Linked DNA regions of Mus musculus: region 2 is linked to region 1. The links are chromatin loops, found by intact Hi-C in ENCODE. Cell type or tissue: heart. All regions are shown on one strand.

The links. Hi-C counts contacts between places; a loop is a spot of excess contacts. Peaks named below come from ENCODE experiments on the same cell type or tissue, not always from the same donor. Only the 100,000 strongest peaks of a DNase experiment are listed, where the experiment ranks them.
Region 2: a loop joins it to region 1, with 2.3 times the contacts of the local background. A loop is called at or near these places in 4 of 42 quality-filtered maps.

What each region holds. Positions count from the first base shown.
Region 1 is chr1:157,059,631-157,067,630 of GRCm38, forward strand. Gm30568 (a long non-coding RNA gene) reads right to left here. Exons shown (of 3, transcript XR_373631.2): 2 at 5,852-5,957; 3 at 1-536. Among named protein-coding and RNA genes, the nearest start is that of Gm30568, 18 kb to the right of the region's middle. In heart, a CTCF peak has its summit at 4,404; a DNase peak (open chromatin) is centred at 2,951; H3K27ac peaks cover 942 bases.
Region 2 is chr1:157,010,172-157,018,171 of GRCm38, forward strand. No RefSeq gene overlaps it. Among named protein-coding and RNA genes, the nearest start is that of Gm39685, 24 kb to the left of the region's middle. In heart, no CTCF peak of the experiment used is centred here; DNase peaks (open chromatin) are centred at 4,810, 6,650 and 7,610; H3K27ac peaks cover 1,961 bases.

The sequences.
Region 1 (8,000 bases):
AGGAGCAGATGGCCTCTCCCTTTGAGAACCCTGAGGTCCAACCATGAGTTTAGTGCCTCAAACATCCACCATTAGATAGAGCTAAAATTACTCCAGCTGCTGGAATCGAGTCCTGTGTTTTTGTAATGAACTCAAACTGCACACAGAACAGTGGGTTCTCTCTGGGTGGCTGTGAATGCTCTATATTAGCGAGCAGACTTCAATTGGGCTTCTGTTTGATCAGAACTACAGTTTCATTGACACCCTCTCTGGAGTGTGTCCTCTGAGCACCGTGACAGGGAGCCCCAGCTGAACCGGAAGCTCATCTGGTATTTGTAATCGCAGTGCGCACCTACACACTGAGTTCTCGGTGATATCAGCTGTAGGGTTATCCAGGGTGAAGGAAAAGAACTGACAGAGAAAAAGAGTGAAGCGCGTAGGTGGGCTCATGGAACTCTAGACCTGAGTTTCACTGGCGCTCCATCCATCTTGAGCCTCCTATGCGTGGGAGGGTCTGAGAATCCGCTGACCGGCTGGAGGGGCCTCAGGTCCAGGAGCTAATCGAGAAAATGAACAGAAAGAACTCAGCTCCACTGGATGCAACATTTTTTGTTTGCTCGTTATTGAGACAGGCTTTCACTGTCCAATCTGGCTGGCCTGGGACTCACTATGAAGGCCAGGCTGGCCTCCAACTCACAGAGATCCACCTGCCTCTGCCTCCCGAGTGATGGGATTAAAAGCACATGTCGCCGGGCGTGGTGGCACACGCATTTAATCCCAGCACTTGGGAGGCAGAGGCAGGAGGATTTCTGAGTTCGAGGCCAGCCTGGTCTCCAAAGTGAGTTCCAGGACAGCCAGGGCTATACAGAGAAACCCTGTCGCAAAAAATCAAAGAAAAAAGAAAAAAGAAAAAAGAAAAAAGAAAAAAGAAAAAAAAAAAGAGAGACAGACTCTGTCTGTAAACCAAAACTAAAAGCATGAGTCACCCACACCCAGCAGGAATGCAACTCTTAGTAGGTTTATAATAGCAGCGCACAGCATGTATCAAACAGGATCCTTAATCCTGCTCCAAACACAGGCAAGGCCCCATGTCTGTCTTTCTGAAGCTTATGCTTTGAATCCCTATCATTTGCTGACCTTCAGATAACCATTGTTGCAGCACACTCGAGTGAGCGCATGTGTGCGTGTGTGTGTGTGTGTGTGCGCGTGTGTGTGTGTGTGCGCGTGTGTGTGTGTGTGTGTGTGTGTGTGTGTGTGAGTGAAGGGCTCCAGCCGGAACCTTGCAGCCCACCCTTTGTCCTCCCTCCTGACAGCTCATCAGTGGCTTGGGCAAACAGTGGAGAACAGGATGAGTTTGGGGTCCAGGCAGATCGGCCCTGGCCAGCTGTGTGACCTCCAGCCATTTAAGCTTTCTAAACCTGTTCCTTCAGCAACAAGGCAAAGCGTTCCACTGGACAGGCTTTGGGGGCAGATCACCATTTGCATCCTAGGGTCACTGTGTGCTGTCTGGGGTATCCTCAGGTCAGTTATCAAACTTTTATGTATCTCAGATGGATGTGACATGTAAGAAAGTTTGTTTGTTTGTTTGTTTGTTTGTTTATTTCTGCTGGCCTCGGGGCTTCCTAAAAGTAGGTCAAATTTTTATACAGACTTCCAAATGGAAGGAAGCAAGACTAAAACAGAGCAGCCAGGGTCGGCTTCTGTCCATGGCGTGCTGCAGCACTCATACACAGCCAATAAGCAAGAGCAGGAAAGCTGAGTCATCAGCATGCCACCAGGCTGGCTAACTGGGCAGAGCCCTCAGTGGGTACACTTAACAGTGGGTACTCAGGTTCAGGGGCTGGGGACATAGAGCATTTGTCTGGCATGTTTGAGGTTCTAGGTTCAATTCTGTGGGGTCTCAGAGAGAGAGAAAGAGACAGAGAGACAGACAGACAGAGAGACAGACAGACAGACAGACAGACAGAGACAGCGAGAGAGAGGGAGGGAAAGAGAGAATATATCCCGGCTCAGAACAGTGACTAAATAGCAATCAGTGCAAACCCAAAGTGGGTGGAGAATCTGATTACAGGACTTTTCGAACTGTCACATTAAATAAAGTGCCAACCTTCAACCAAAGGCAAGCAAATAAAGAAAATACAGTGTATTTCCCACCATTATCTTTTCCCCCTGTACACCTGATTCTTATTATTTGTGGGTTCCATATTTGTGGGCTTATCTCCTTGCAAAAATGAATGTGTCATCTCAGAATCAGTCCTCATGACTCACGCTGCTTCTGTGGTCTTTGGGGGCACTGTAGAGTGGGAAACAATTTGAGATATTTCGCCATCTTGACCCAGCTCTTACTTTGTTAACAAGTGTCCATGGAGTACAGTGGGTGACATGGCGCTCGTTGTTGACGCTCCTTGGCTCATAAATGCTATGGTGTGCCTTTTAAGGAAGTGCATGTCGGTACGCTCTGATGGGGTGAGACTTCAGTGGGCTGAACACACAGTGGGCTCTGAGTTCAATATTTACAAATCCGTGGTATGTATTAGATAAGATAGCCTTAAGTAGATGGAAAACAAGGTTAGAGAGTTGATTAGTTTATGTGCCAGAGGCTTGTAGGAACACACTCTATTTCCTCAGCAGCCATGACTCAGTATTATTTAATTCAGAGTCCACAGTGGATTGTGAGTGACAGGAATGGGTTGTGTGCATGCCTGATTTAATAGGCCAAAGCCTGGCTGTAGTATGGGTAACTACGCCCGGAAATCATCTCCATAAACCTTGAACCTGGGCTGGATTTGCTACCAGTATTGGCCAATAAAACATGACAGCATTGTACAAATTCTGGAGCCTAGGCTCGAGAGATTCGACAGCTCTTTGGCTTTGTCCTCGTGAAACACTGTCCTGGGACCTTTGTGTAAGGAGGTGAACTGAGCCTGCTGCAGGATAAGAAGTCATCAAGGTACCCAGGCAACAGTCAACAGTCAACAGCCAGGGCTACACAGGCATACAAGGACATTGTGGCCTTTCTGAGCCAACCAAACCACTAATCCCCCAGCCAGATACCATTGTCTGTGTGTGTGTGTGTGGGGGGGGGGGGGAATCCTGCGAAAGAGCTCTCTTCTGACTCACAAGTCATACAAAATTAGAAACTGTGTTGTCAAAACTGTAACTTGGTTGGTCATTTGTTTTTTATTTTATAGGAGTTGATAACTGACACGCTGACTTGGAGTTCAGTGTGGTCAGGAGACTTACTTTTGCAACTTAAATATGGCACATGTGACTTCTGGGGGGGGGGCACACTTAATTGTTCTTCTTCCGCTGTGGCATTCACAGAGGTATGTGCTTATAGAGAGCTATGAATGATCATCATACAGAATCAATACACGAGGAAAGTTGCCCTAAAGTCTGCCCATCTGAACCCACAGAAGATCTCATGTGAACTAAAATAAATTAAACTTGTGTTATATCCATTCTAGGATTTGGGAATGTTTGATGCTGTAGCGTATCTAACTCATTCTAATTGGCACAAGGCTGGAGATCTTAAACATTCTCTATGCAAAGCATTCCCCACTATACAGGAAGAGAATTCTAGGCCCATCTGGGAAGAGCTAGGAATACTGAATTTAGGCTAATGGTTCAATGCAAAGTTGTCTGTCCTGAATGCATTACAAATACCGACTCGTCTGTTTGAATCCATTCATTCCATATGTATCTCTGGTTTCATTCATTCCATATGTATCATAGGTTTCTCTGCTGATTAACTGTCACGAACCATGGGCTTGATTCTTGGTGACAATCCGATAGTCCTTGCAAAAACAAAGAGTTGATCTTGAACCAGCCCGGTGGAAATAGCTTGCAGCACACAGAACTCCAGTCAGCTGGCCTTGCTGCCTTTGCTAAGCCAGCTCCCTTTATCACAGGCAGGTTCATCTTACAGCTCAGCTGGCGTGCAACAATTTTCTCAGATGTCGGGTGAAATGAGACGCAAAATGCTTTCTGAAATCTACATGGCAGCTGATAAAAAGGAAAATTTGTTGATGCTTATGGGTAAGGCTGGATGTGTTTCTAGCTCAGCTACATGGCTCGAGTAGCATAGACAGAAAGATCTTCCCTGAGAAGATAGGCCTGGGCTGGGTCTCTGTCAAAGGCAGGAGTGTCCTTGGCACAGACAGGAGATGGGTTTTCATGTGAGGAGGAGGGGCTGAGGGTAGTAAACTGTGCTGACAGCTTTGTACCACTTGAAGATGAAAGCCACCACTGCTGTATGGTCAGGGTTGGTGGCTTCAGTAGGTGGCTTGGGGGGGGGGGGGTGAGTAGAATCAAAAGACACGTCACATCCCTGAAGAGGCTGGGTGATTTTGACTTTGCTGACGTGATCCTCTGTTTTGCCTCAGGGGAATTGTTCTTCTCCGTTTCTGCAGGGCAATAGCTCCTTCCTCTGGCCGCAGTCCCAGTATCTGCAACCAGGTAATTTATTTCCCCAGACTGCTTTGTCCACAGTCTCCGTGGACTCCGTTCATATACTCTGCCACCCGTGACTCCCCCAAAGCTCCTTTTTCTATTGTTTTTGGTTTTATGAGTTAGAATATCTGACATTGACACATGCGCTCACTGTAATAATGGAAGAAACAGACTTGATTTTTTTTAAAGATTTATTTATTTTTTTTATTATATGTAAGTATACTGTAGCTGTCTTCAGACACTCCAGAAGAAGGTAGCTGTCTTCAGACACTCCAGAAGAAGGAGTCAGATCTCATTATGGATGGTTGTGAGCCACCATGTGGTTGCTGGGATTTGAACTCTGGACCTTCGGAAGAGCAGTCGGGTGCTCTTACCCACTGAGCCATCTCACCAGCCCCAGACTTGATTTTGAATGAGAAGAAGAATGGTTTGGAATGAACACCGAGCAGACTGTGCTGGCTAGTCTCATGTCAACCTGATATAAGCTAAAGCCATCGGAAAGGAGGGGACTTCCATTAAGAAAATGCCTCTATACAACTGGGCTGTAGGCAAACCTTTAAGTCATTTCCTTAGTGATGGATTGGTGGGGGAGGGCCCAGCCCATCTTGGGTAGTGCCATGCCTGTGCTGGTGGTTGTGGGTTCAGAAAGCAGGCTGAGCAAGCCAGTAAGCAACACTCCTCCATGGCCTCTGCACCAGCTCCTGCTTCCAGGTTCCTACCCAGTTTGAGTTCCTATGCTGACTTCCTTCAATGGATGAACAGCAATGTGGAAGTGTAAGTCAAATAAACCCTTTCCTTCCCAAGTTGCTTTGATCATGGTGTTTTATCACGCTAATATAAACCTAACTAAGCACAGGGCTTCTTGAAAGACTTGTCTCTGTAGCTCAAGCGAGTCATGTCTTGCTGACATAGGCCCCCATTAGCCTCTTGTCTAGTGAGACCTTCATGGTGTAACATTTATGACATTGAGCTCTGGGTGGCCCCTGCCACATCTTAGTTATTCAGTCACACATGACCCATCCCTTTCCATTAACTCCAATTCCACCAGCACATAGCACATACTGGACTGAGCTTCCATCAGGGACAGGAGCAAGAGGGGTGGATTCATGTCACACAGCCATGTTCTGCCTCGATTTATCTCTGATTCTCCTCTAGAATCCCACATCGCAGCCACCCTATTGCTGCTCTGGACGCTGCCTATTGCACTCACAGTTAGAAATGGAACTCATACAGTCCTCAAGGGAGCCACCAATAGAGACAAAGGCCACTGCACCTCAGGGAATGGAGGTATCCACACCACAAAGAGAGCCCACGACATGAGGTCAGTTGAAGGGAATCTGGATCGTCCTTACCTGGAAGCAGGTGATGGCTCCAAGAAGCCCTCTGGCCTGTGAGAAAGATCCATTTGGCCTCAACTTACCTCAAGATAGAATGTGGCCGTGTGGACTTCATGAGTCTCTCAAGGCTTCAGCATTATATGACGAGTTAAATAAACAGCATTGCTTAGCACACAGGCATGCACACTTCTGTGAAAGGCAAGAACAAAGAGAATCAGAACAGGTCAAAACAAAGGGAAGAAGAGGGACAGAAACTAACTTGGAACAAGAAGGCACAGTTAATAGTTTTGGCTGGCTTCACATTGGCCATAAAATTAGCCTACAGCCACTTGCTGGGCTCTTCAAACCTCTTATACTGTAAAAATGGAGATGCCCTTCCTACCACACAGAGGTCACCGTGAGGTGAGAGGGAACCTGTGTGAGAGATCCAGAGCCTGCTGGATCCTGGGGGCTGGAGAGAGGAGTCACAGACAAGCCCACCTGTCTTTTCAGACAAATGAAGCCGAATCTAAGAGACAGTTGGATCAGCTCTTCCCAGGCAAGCCTTCTCCTTCCAGGCATGTTGGCACTTGCGGAGACTTCGCTCAGCACAGCAAGGGAAAGATCCTATTGTGGAATTACTATCCTGGCAAGAGGTTGTAGTTAAGATTACTCCCTCTAATACAGCGCCAAGAGCAGGCTGCTCAGGTGCTAAATGATTCAAGGTGTAGAGGGCAGCACTGAACTTGCATTTAGGGGCTGGAACGGGAGGGAGGGAGGGCTACTGGAAACACAACTGGAACCAAGCTTAATAGGGTCAAAGAAAGGAGGCAGAGCCATTTGGAGAGGCCCAGTGACTAGGGATGCAGAAGGCATGGGGAGCACGGTGAACAGCCCCTGCCTTGTTCAGTACATTAGAGAGCAAAAGTGCTGTTGCTATGGTGATTTCACTGAATCTGGTGTTATACATAATAACAAGACCCAGGGTCTCACGAAACTGCTTCCATTGCTCAGAGGGGGTAAGTGGCTTCCATGGGGTCACATAACACTTCATTAAGCTTTGTAGAAACATGGGGTAGTTTGCAAAGTGAGAACACTTAAACCCCTCTAATCTCTCTATCGGTTCATGCTGCCAGAGTAATGTCAATCTAGAGAAACACACATGTGTTTTGTAAATGGCAGTGGGGTCCGGGCTGGGACAGACCAGCAAGGAAGCAATTGTGCCTTTCACTCCCAACACCTAGCTCATCATGGAACCAAGTCCACTTTATATGTCTCCAGTACAGCGACTGATACCATCACTTCTGGGTGAGCACTGTTCCTGTGGCTAGAGCGTGTCCCCCACAGTTCCCGTATTGGTCGTTCTGTCACCAGTGCAATGGAGCTGAGAGGTGCCTAGCAAAAGGTTATTAAGTTGCAAGGGCTCTGTCTTCCTGAATGAATGAATGAGTGAATGAATGAATGGCATACAGTGCAGCTCCCTCTTCTCTCTGTCTTGCCCTCTCTTGTTCCCCCTGCCCTCCATCATGAAATGATGAACATAAGGGCCCTCACCAGTGGCCAGCTCCATGCTCTTGGACCTCTCAGTGCCCAGAAGTAATTAATTACCCACTCCCAGGCAATCCAACAGCAGAAAACAAAGCAAGCCCGCTGGGGCCTGCCTGTTTCATGCGCCCCACAGAGGAGACCTGAGTGGGTGAAACGTGAGCTCGGATCTCACTTTACTATCAACTCCTTGAGAGGCCAGGCCATAACAGGCAGAGAGCCGTGTGGGAACTAATGCCCTACAGTGAGAACCAAGGCTAGGGAGGGCCAGCAGGTCCTTTGCCTTTTTCCCTTACTCTGAGGTACGGTGGCTCTGCCTGGACATCCAGAAGGTATCCTGTGTGTGGAGCTCTATGGCAGTGATGGCTGGCTACCCTTCCCTTCTCCCATCCTTCTCTCCCTTGCACTGTCCCATGACCACCCCAAGCTTGAACACATCAACTGCTCAGACACCTCCTCTCTTAATAGCGTTCTCACGCCCGGCCAGGAAGAACACAACAGACCAGAATCTTCTGCGGCAAAACTTTATTGCTTACATCTTCAGGAGCTAGGAGCGCAAACTCCCAGCCCCAAAAGCGAAAGCCACCCCAATATTGAAACCGAAACCCCTTTCCTATTTAGGAGAGTTATATTTCGCCTAGGACGCATCACTCCCTGATTGGCTGCAGCCCATGGCCGAGCTGACGTTCACGGGAAAGGCAGAGTACA
Region 2 (8,000 bases), 49 kb before region 1:
TTCAAACCTGAACATGTCTCAAGTTCATCAGAATATTCTCAGAGTTTCTGGTTCTCATCTGGGATAGAGCCCAAGAATTTACATTCCTTACTATGGCCCAGCTGTTTCAGGAGGATAATAATCTGAAGAGGACTAAAGTAGCGCAAGCTCCCATCTTACAGAAGAAGCAGCATGCCCACTGCTTAGACGAGCATCTTGTCCTAGGTTTTTTGGTTATCAGAGCTTGCCAAGAGTCTCATTCTCTCCTCTGCACTTAATACTTTACCAAGTGTTCTAAAAAAGCAAGAATATCCTCTGTCATAGTCACAGTAAAATTACAATATGAAGAAATGAACATTAAAACAGTGTGAACTTTAATCAACTCTCCCTTCATGGGGTCCTGATTCGGACAGGCTGAGTTGGACCTTATTGTTTCCTTTCATCTGAAACAGCTCTGGCTCTGTTCGCTGTCTTTCAGGACCTTGATGTGTTTAAGGGGTACAGGTCAGTTACCCTAAGAATAGCCTGAAATGTAGGTTTATTTTATCGCTTCCTTGCGATAAAACTCAAGTTCTGAATTTGGGGCACACACAAATATCACAGCAGCGGCACCTGAGGTCAACAATGTCCAGCAATGGCAATGTTGATCTTATGGTGAAGATGGTATCTGCTGGGTTTTTCCAAAATAAGGTTATCACTTTTTGCAATCACTTAATGCATGTGAAGAGAGCTTGATGTTATACAGGTCTATTCTCCCACACATTTCTCGCTCCAATTTCATTAACCCCTGGTGCTTTGTCTGAATTAGGTTGTTACCAGGAGGTGAATTTAATGATATCCTTTTTTGCACATTTGTTCACTGGAATTTTATATTAAGTTTTTACATAAAAGTTGTCTTCTTCATTGATTCATATCAGTGAAAACTCATAGATTCCTTAACTCTAGAATTCATGTCTCTTGGTTTCCAAGTTAAATCTCTTTCTACCACATTGTACTGCCATTTACAAAACTATTAATTCAGAATGGTTATTACCTTATCACGTTCATTCAGAGGTAAGACTGACATACAGTCATATGCAGCTTAACCGCAGAGACATACTCTGAGGAACGCGCTATTAGACAGTTTCACAATTGTATCTGAACATCACAGAGCACAGCTTACACAAACCTTGAAAGTAGAGGTCACTCACCCACTATTACCCCTCGATGCAATCACGAGATGCTGTAATCAGAGATGTGTTTGGCTACTGTTGGTACAGTATTGTGCTTCACCTTAATTATTTTTTCCCACAATAAACAGTACATTCCAAAACAATGATTAAAAGCACACAGGCTGGAGAGATGACTCAGTTGCTATGCATACTTGCTGAGTAACCAGGAGGGTCGGGGTTCAGATCCCAGCAGCCACATAAGAAATCTGGCATTCTGAACATTCCAACTTTGAGAGATCTGATACCCTCTTCTGGGCTACACATGTACAGAGAGGTATGCACACCCACCCACACATGGTATATGTGTGTGTGTGTATGTGTATATGTGTGTGTATGTGTATATATGTGTATGTGTGTATACATACCTATGCAGACTCATGTAAATAAACAGGGGATTGAGAGATGGCTAAGCAGTGAAGAGCACTTGATGCTCTGCCCTTGTAGATGATCCAAATGGAGATGGAGTTCCAAGCATCCATGTTGGGAGATTCACAACCTCCCACAACTCCAGATCCAGGGGACTCAACACCTTCTTCTGGATTCCATAAGCATCCGCCCTGGTGTGGATGTACCCACCCCCTCACATACACATAATTTAAAAATGATAAAAATAAATATTTTTTAAAGTATAGTGTAGTCACTACACAAACCAGTAAATGATCGCTTACTATCATCATCATGTATTCTGCATCATACATAATTGCATATACTATGCTTTTATATGACTGACGGGCAACAAAGTAGGTTTGTTTATACCAACGTCATCATAAACCATGTGAACAATGTGTTCTTCTGTCACCTGAGCATGGCTACAATGCTACTAGATATTAGACCTTACAAGGTCATTATAACCTTACAAGGTCAACATCCTATGCCATGATTGGTCAGAACATTGTTATGCTATGCTTCAAAACAATACACTGAATAGGAAAAGTGTGTGTTTTAATTTTTCAGCTAAAAATTAACTTTATGAAGATTAAAATACTGTAGCCCAGTCTACATAACAGAAATAGCATGTACAGGGTAAGTGAAAGCCACACGTGGAGTTTGCATTTTTTAGATAATAATACTTAAAAAAGAAAGAGTAAACACTACCAAACCAAATTGGAATATTTATAAACATGGACCCATAAACTTAATGGCCATCCTCTTTCTTAACCAGTGCGGGGTCCAAGCTAGAGCAAAGTACACAGCAGTCTCAGTGGAGCTGGGGCTATGGTGCTGGGTACTTTCTGAGTCACAATAGCAATTTTAAAAGTTTTCTTGAGTAGGATATGGTGGCTCACATCTATAATCCCAGCACCAGGAGACTGAGACAGGAAGATTTCCATGAGTTTGAAGCTGTTCTTTACTAGAGTGGAAGACTATCTAAAAATCAACAATTTTTTTGTTCGTTTTTTTGTTTTCATTTTTTTTGTTTGTTTTGTTTTGCACTAAAATCAATGTTTGCCCGTTCTGCCTGCTCTAAGTGCTTTTCAGTGTGCTTGTGTGAGAAACATAACCTTATTTATGCAACCAGCCTTGAGGTAAGGGAGAACCCCATCTCAAGCCCATGGGAAGAAAAGGAGTGGGCAGAGTGTGACAGAGACAAAGCAGATTTTGATGAAAGAAAAATATGCCTTAGTCAGTTGGCAGGATCCTTCTCTGCTCGGCCCACCACACTGCACTGTTTTGGGGGTGCCTGACAGAGGGACATTTGAGGAGTATGGGTGTTTGTATGTTTGAGTCCAAAGGAGAACGCCAGCTCAGAAGTAAATATTTGTCCTGTTGACTACTAATTCTGCTATCTGATTAAAAAGAAGTAAACATTTCCCACATCCTCGATTGCATCACGATGTCATCGTGTGCTTACAAGGCAGCTGGGAGACAAAAGGAAGGCACGGCTCAGGCTCTAAACACAGTCCAGTTTTTAGGAAGCAAACATAGGTAACTCTGAATCAAAGAAATAAAAACACTATCTAAGGTTTCATATACCCCTACCCTTTAGGATTCATCTGGAGAGAAGCCCCTGTCTGGGTTTAGGGATCTAAGTCCAGTGTTAGACTTTGCTGGGAGTCAGACGGCAAATGAAGCAAGCTGAGATGGACCATTTGGCAAAGGCTGAAGATGTTTTCATAGCTGTCACATGAGCAGGATAGAGTGCAAACTGACAGCATGGTCAATGTGTTCAGTGTCTTGCCATGCATGGGTCAATCCACATAGCAGGCTCTGCCCTGTCCAGAAAGACACTGATAACCCAGTGGAGAATCAGAAGGCCTTGCTGAAGGTTTAGGACTGGCCTGATTCTCAGAATATCCTCCCCTGAAGTGAAGACGTGAAAGGATGGGAGATACGGGCTATGGCTGTTGCTGGGTTTAGAGACTAGAGAGAGCTCATCTGTAGAGGGAAACTGCTGTAACTGAGTAGAAAGAAACAGGGACTAGCAACTGAGCAAGACTTCTGCCGTTACTCTGTCAGGATGCTGACCCTCCTGGGCCCGAGGCCAGCTACATGCTGCGGCTGTTTTCTGGGACACCCTGTTGCTCCCCAAAAAAGGAGCCCTAACTTTGAAGAGGATAATTTCTACACTGTCATCTTCTTCACACTGAGCGGCAGAGAGATTCCATGTGAGGAGAGGCTGAGCAGAAGTGTGAGGCCACAAGCTACAAAGAGTTCGCTGACCTCTGGGTACAAGTTGATCCATTCCCTTACAAGAGAAAGATTGGCAACAGCTTAAAGTTGTACCACCCAGATTCCTCACCGAGGTCATTGGTGCAGCCGATTTAATGAACGCCATTGCTCAGGGCACAAATACAAATTCAGAAGTCTGCTAAGGAAATTTCTGCTAGCTTGGTGAAGAAAGAAAAAGATCACGTTTTAAAAAAGGAAATGAAAACTAAAACCAAGAACCCTCCCATTCAAGGAACAACGTCTCCTGGAACGGTAGCCATACTCTCAGTATTCCCTCATTATCTGCTTGAGAACGGCGCCTGGGTTAGTGTAGAAGGTGGCAGGCTTATGTCCTGCTTCTCTTGGAATCTGATACACAGCAGGACGCAGCGGGTTAGCTGTGTGTTTCTGCGGAAGGCTGCTCAGTTGTATGCTTCTAGATTCTTTAACTGGACAGGGGGAATAAGAACTTTGGTTTTGCAGGTCAGCAGATCCTCTGATGGAGTGGTTCTCAAACTTCCTAACACTGTGACCCTTTAATACAGTTCTTCATGGTGTGGTGACCCCCTCCCCCAAACCATAAAACTATTTTCGTTTCTACTTCATAACTATTATTTACTACCGTTATGAATTATAATGTAAATATCTGTGTTTTCCAATGGTTTTAGGCCACCCCTGTGAAAGGGTCATTTGAACTCGGAGGGGTCTTCGGTCCACAGGTTGAGAACCACTGATCTAACAGGATGCAGGAATGAAGGCTAGGTAACTCGTCTGTATTCCCACTTGTGTAATGAGCAGTGCATCTGGACGGGGCAGACCACACCTAGGAAGAGTCATGTGGATACTGGCATGGCTTGAGGTGGGGGTCAGGTGGGGGGCTGTTTCCTGACAGAGCTTCCATCCAAGTCTTGCTTTTCTTGGATTTCAAAGAGGACTCTGGGCTTCCTGGTATTGTTAGCATCCCCTTTTAGCACAGACAGACACAGCACTCTGGTTCTCTTGAATCCTCCCGTCTCCACAGCGTTCGCGTGCATCCTCCCATTTCTATATCTCTGTGTCAAGAACTGGCTTCAACACTGATTGTTTTGCTTTGTTTTTGTTGTTTTGAACAAGGTCTCAGAGCACATGGGCTTTGAACTTCCTGTGTAGCTGTGTCTAGCCTTGAACTCCTGCTCCCCAGCTATTCCCAGAACTCTTGCGTCCAGCCACAAGTCTCACCAGTCTGGTTGTTGTGGGTTTTGAGTCTTGCAATGCCTAAATGGCTCTGGAGCGACAGGGAGACAGTAGAACCCGACACGTGTGATGATCTGCAAACGCCGGTTTAACTTGAACTGAAACCAAATTGAGTTCTAACACAGCTGTGCCTGAACTCCCTGGGTCTCTGGGCCTTGTTTATTCCTTTCACTGCAGGACGGATGCTAAAGGCCTGTCTTATCTCCCAGGTCTCCTGCAATCCTAAAATTGTTAAGGAGCAAAAGGTACTGTAGTATCCTTAGCGTTATTCAGAGTCACGTCTTACGGTTTCTAGCTAACCCTTCAGAAGTGAGTTGTGTACTCGATACCTCGGCAAGCCTCTGCCCTGCCTCTTCATGCCGCAGCAGCCCCCTTCCTGATCTCCCATGGTCCACAGGACTTTGGGAAGTCACTCTGGCTGTCCCTGTCATTGGGATCCACTCCTCTCACACTTATGAATATGGTTTCTTTTCACCACTTAGCTGCAATGCTATTCCCATATAAGCTGTCCTGGACTTCTTGCCTAGACTACATATCCCCACCCCAAGCCAGACACTTCACAGGACATCCTTACTGGCTTGTAATCACACACAAACACACACACACACACACACACACACACACACACCACCCCCACCCCCACCCCCCACCCCCACCCCCCACCCCCGCCTCAAAGCTCTACAATGACAGGGAATTATCCACGTCTTTTTTTGATCTATTGTAGGATCAGACTTTCAGGAACCTACACAATGCCAACTTTGAAATGGAAAAGCTGCTTTTTCCTTTGAGAAGAGCGGGCTCCCTGCTAAGCAGTGGCTTGAGGAACAGATATGCCATGATTTCAGGCCCTTTTTGCTCCTGGGGTAGGTAGGTGAACAACTCACATGAGTGTGTGTATGTTCTTCTACCCAGAGCCATGCAAGATGCCTGGTAGAGTATAGCAACTTCATGTTAGACGAATAAATCAAAGTTAAGGCGGTTTCATTATCTACAGTAAAATGCAACATCTTAACCTGTCACTTCAGTGAACTGCTACAAATACTCCCATCCAGGTCACCACTACCTCAGTCAAGAGACAGAAATTCTGTTATCCTCCCGAGGAGCATCCCTCTTTCTTCCTGTAGTCCCCTCTCTGACCTCAAGGGACTATAGAATCACTTCACAAGGCTTTCAAACTCATCTTAGAAGGACATGCGCATGTCAAAAATCAATAAAAGGGGAAGGAAGAAGAACAGGAAAGAGAAAAATCTAAACCAATAAAAATTAGTATATGACCTGGTTAGCTGTTTTGTTAAATTGATACAAACTAGACATTTGGGAAGAGGGAATCCCAATGGAGAAAAATGCCCGCTAGATTGATCTGTGCATAAGCCTGTGAGCATTTTTACTGATCGGAGATTGATGCTGGAGGGCTCAGTCCACAGCAGTTGGTGTCACTCCCAGGCAGGGGGTGATCTTCTACGGCTTCTGCTTCAATTCCTGCCTCCAAGTTCCTGCGTGGTTCCTAGCCTGACTTCCTTTCATGCTGGGCTGTGATGCAGAAGTGTAAGAGGAAACAAACCCTTCCTTCCACAAGTTGCCTGGGTCATGACGTTTGATCGCAGCAGTGGGAGTCTGGCTGAGACAGAGGTAATTAGGCTTGACGGATCAGGCTTGACAGCCAAGACAAAGAAAAGTTGAATTCGCTCATCCTACAGGAAGGAGGAAGTCACTTCCCCACAGGAGATGAAACTTTCCAGTCCCTCTCGTGGAGGCCATCAGACAGAAGGTTCTAGAAGATGATTAGAGAGTGTCCTCAATGACGGTTTCAAACATATGTATCAGGAACATTCACTTGTCTCTTTTATCTCAGTAACTCCCATAAACATTCCTACAGCAAATATTGTGTCCTCCCTGATGAAGATAGTCTCAACTGGACTTTTCAGAGATGCAGAAAGAAAAAACAGTTCATAGGGGTTTCTCCCCCTCTGGTAAGGGTCTGAACTCTCAGATTAGATGTTTGCAGACAGAAGTGTTTGCTTTGAAACCCAGGTGAGCGTGTGGGAGGTGTAATGTTCAGTTATGAAACTCAAAAGGGCCTGGAAGAGGACCCCCCGTCTAGATCAAAGGCCCCCCACCCAGCCCGGAGCAGGGCTGCTGGTGTGTATGGTGGAGGACTCTGAAGAAAAGCCAGGAGTTTTGTTTCCCCCTTAGAAAGTACTTTTGGAGCTGGGCCACCCCAAACTGGAGCTTTATTGACACATGACATTGCCACAGAGTGGGACATTAACACTTTTAATATGAATGCGTCCGGGGTAGAGATTGACGGCTTTCCCACTAATCCGCAGAATCATTTCAGTAAAGTCCTTGGAAGGTTGAGTTCTGAGCCACACCTCCCTTGCCTCATAGTGAGGTTAAGAGGTCCAGAAACAGATTCCTCTTTGCCTGATGGTTCCTGAATCAACCGAGAAACAAACGAAGTGCTGAGGCGGAAGAAAGCAGAACCACATCTGTGGCTTGTGGCTGTAGGCAAACGAGTTTCCTGGGCCTTACCCCAGAATTAGAGAGCCTTTCCCATACCATCAAGGGTAACACCTGGGCAGCACAGGCTTCTATAAAGAACTAAAGGAGAAACAGAACATGTGGCCTCCAAATCAGTCGCTGCTTCCAAAGGAGTGAGGAGGGGGAGCCAGGGACTCCTGCTCAGTTTTCACCCCCAAATCCACCAGTCAAGATGCTTTAGCTGCCGGGATGATCAGATCAATTAGTCTGTGTGAAAGTAACTGCCGGGGTCAATTAGCCATACAAGTACCACCGGAACAATAGAAAGCATGTTATAGCTCTGATATTGACCATCTAAATATTGCTGATTGAGTTGAAATGCTTGTTTTTGAAAATAATTAACTTAATACACATCCCTTTTATGCTCCCATTTCCTTCTTTGTTTTT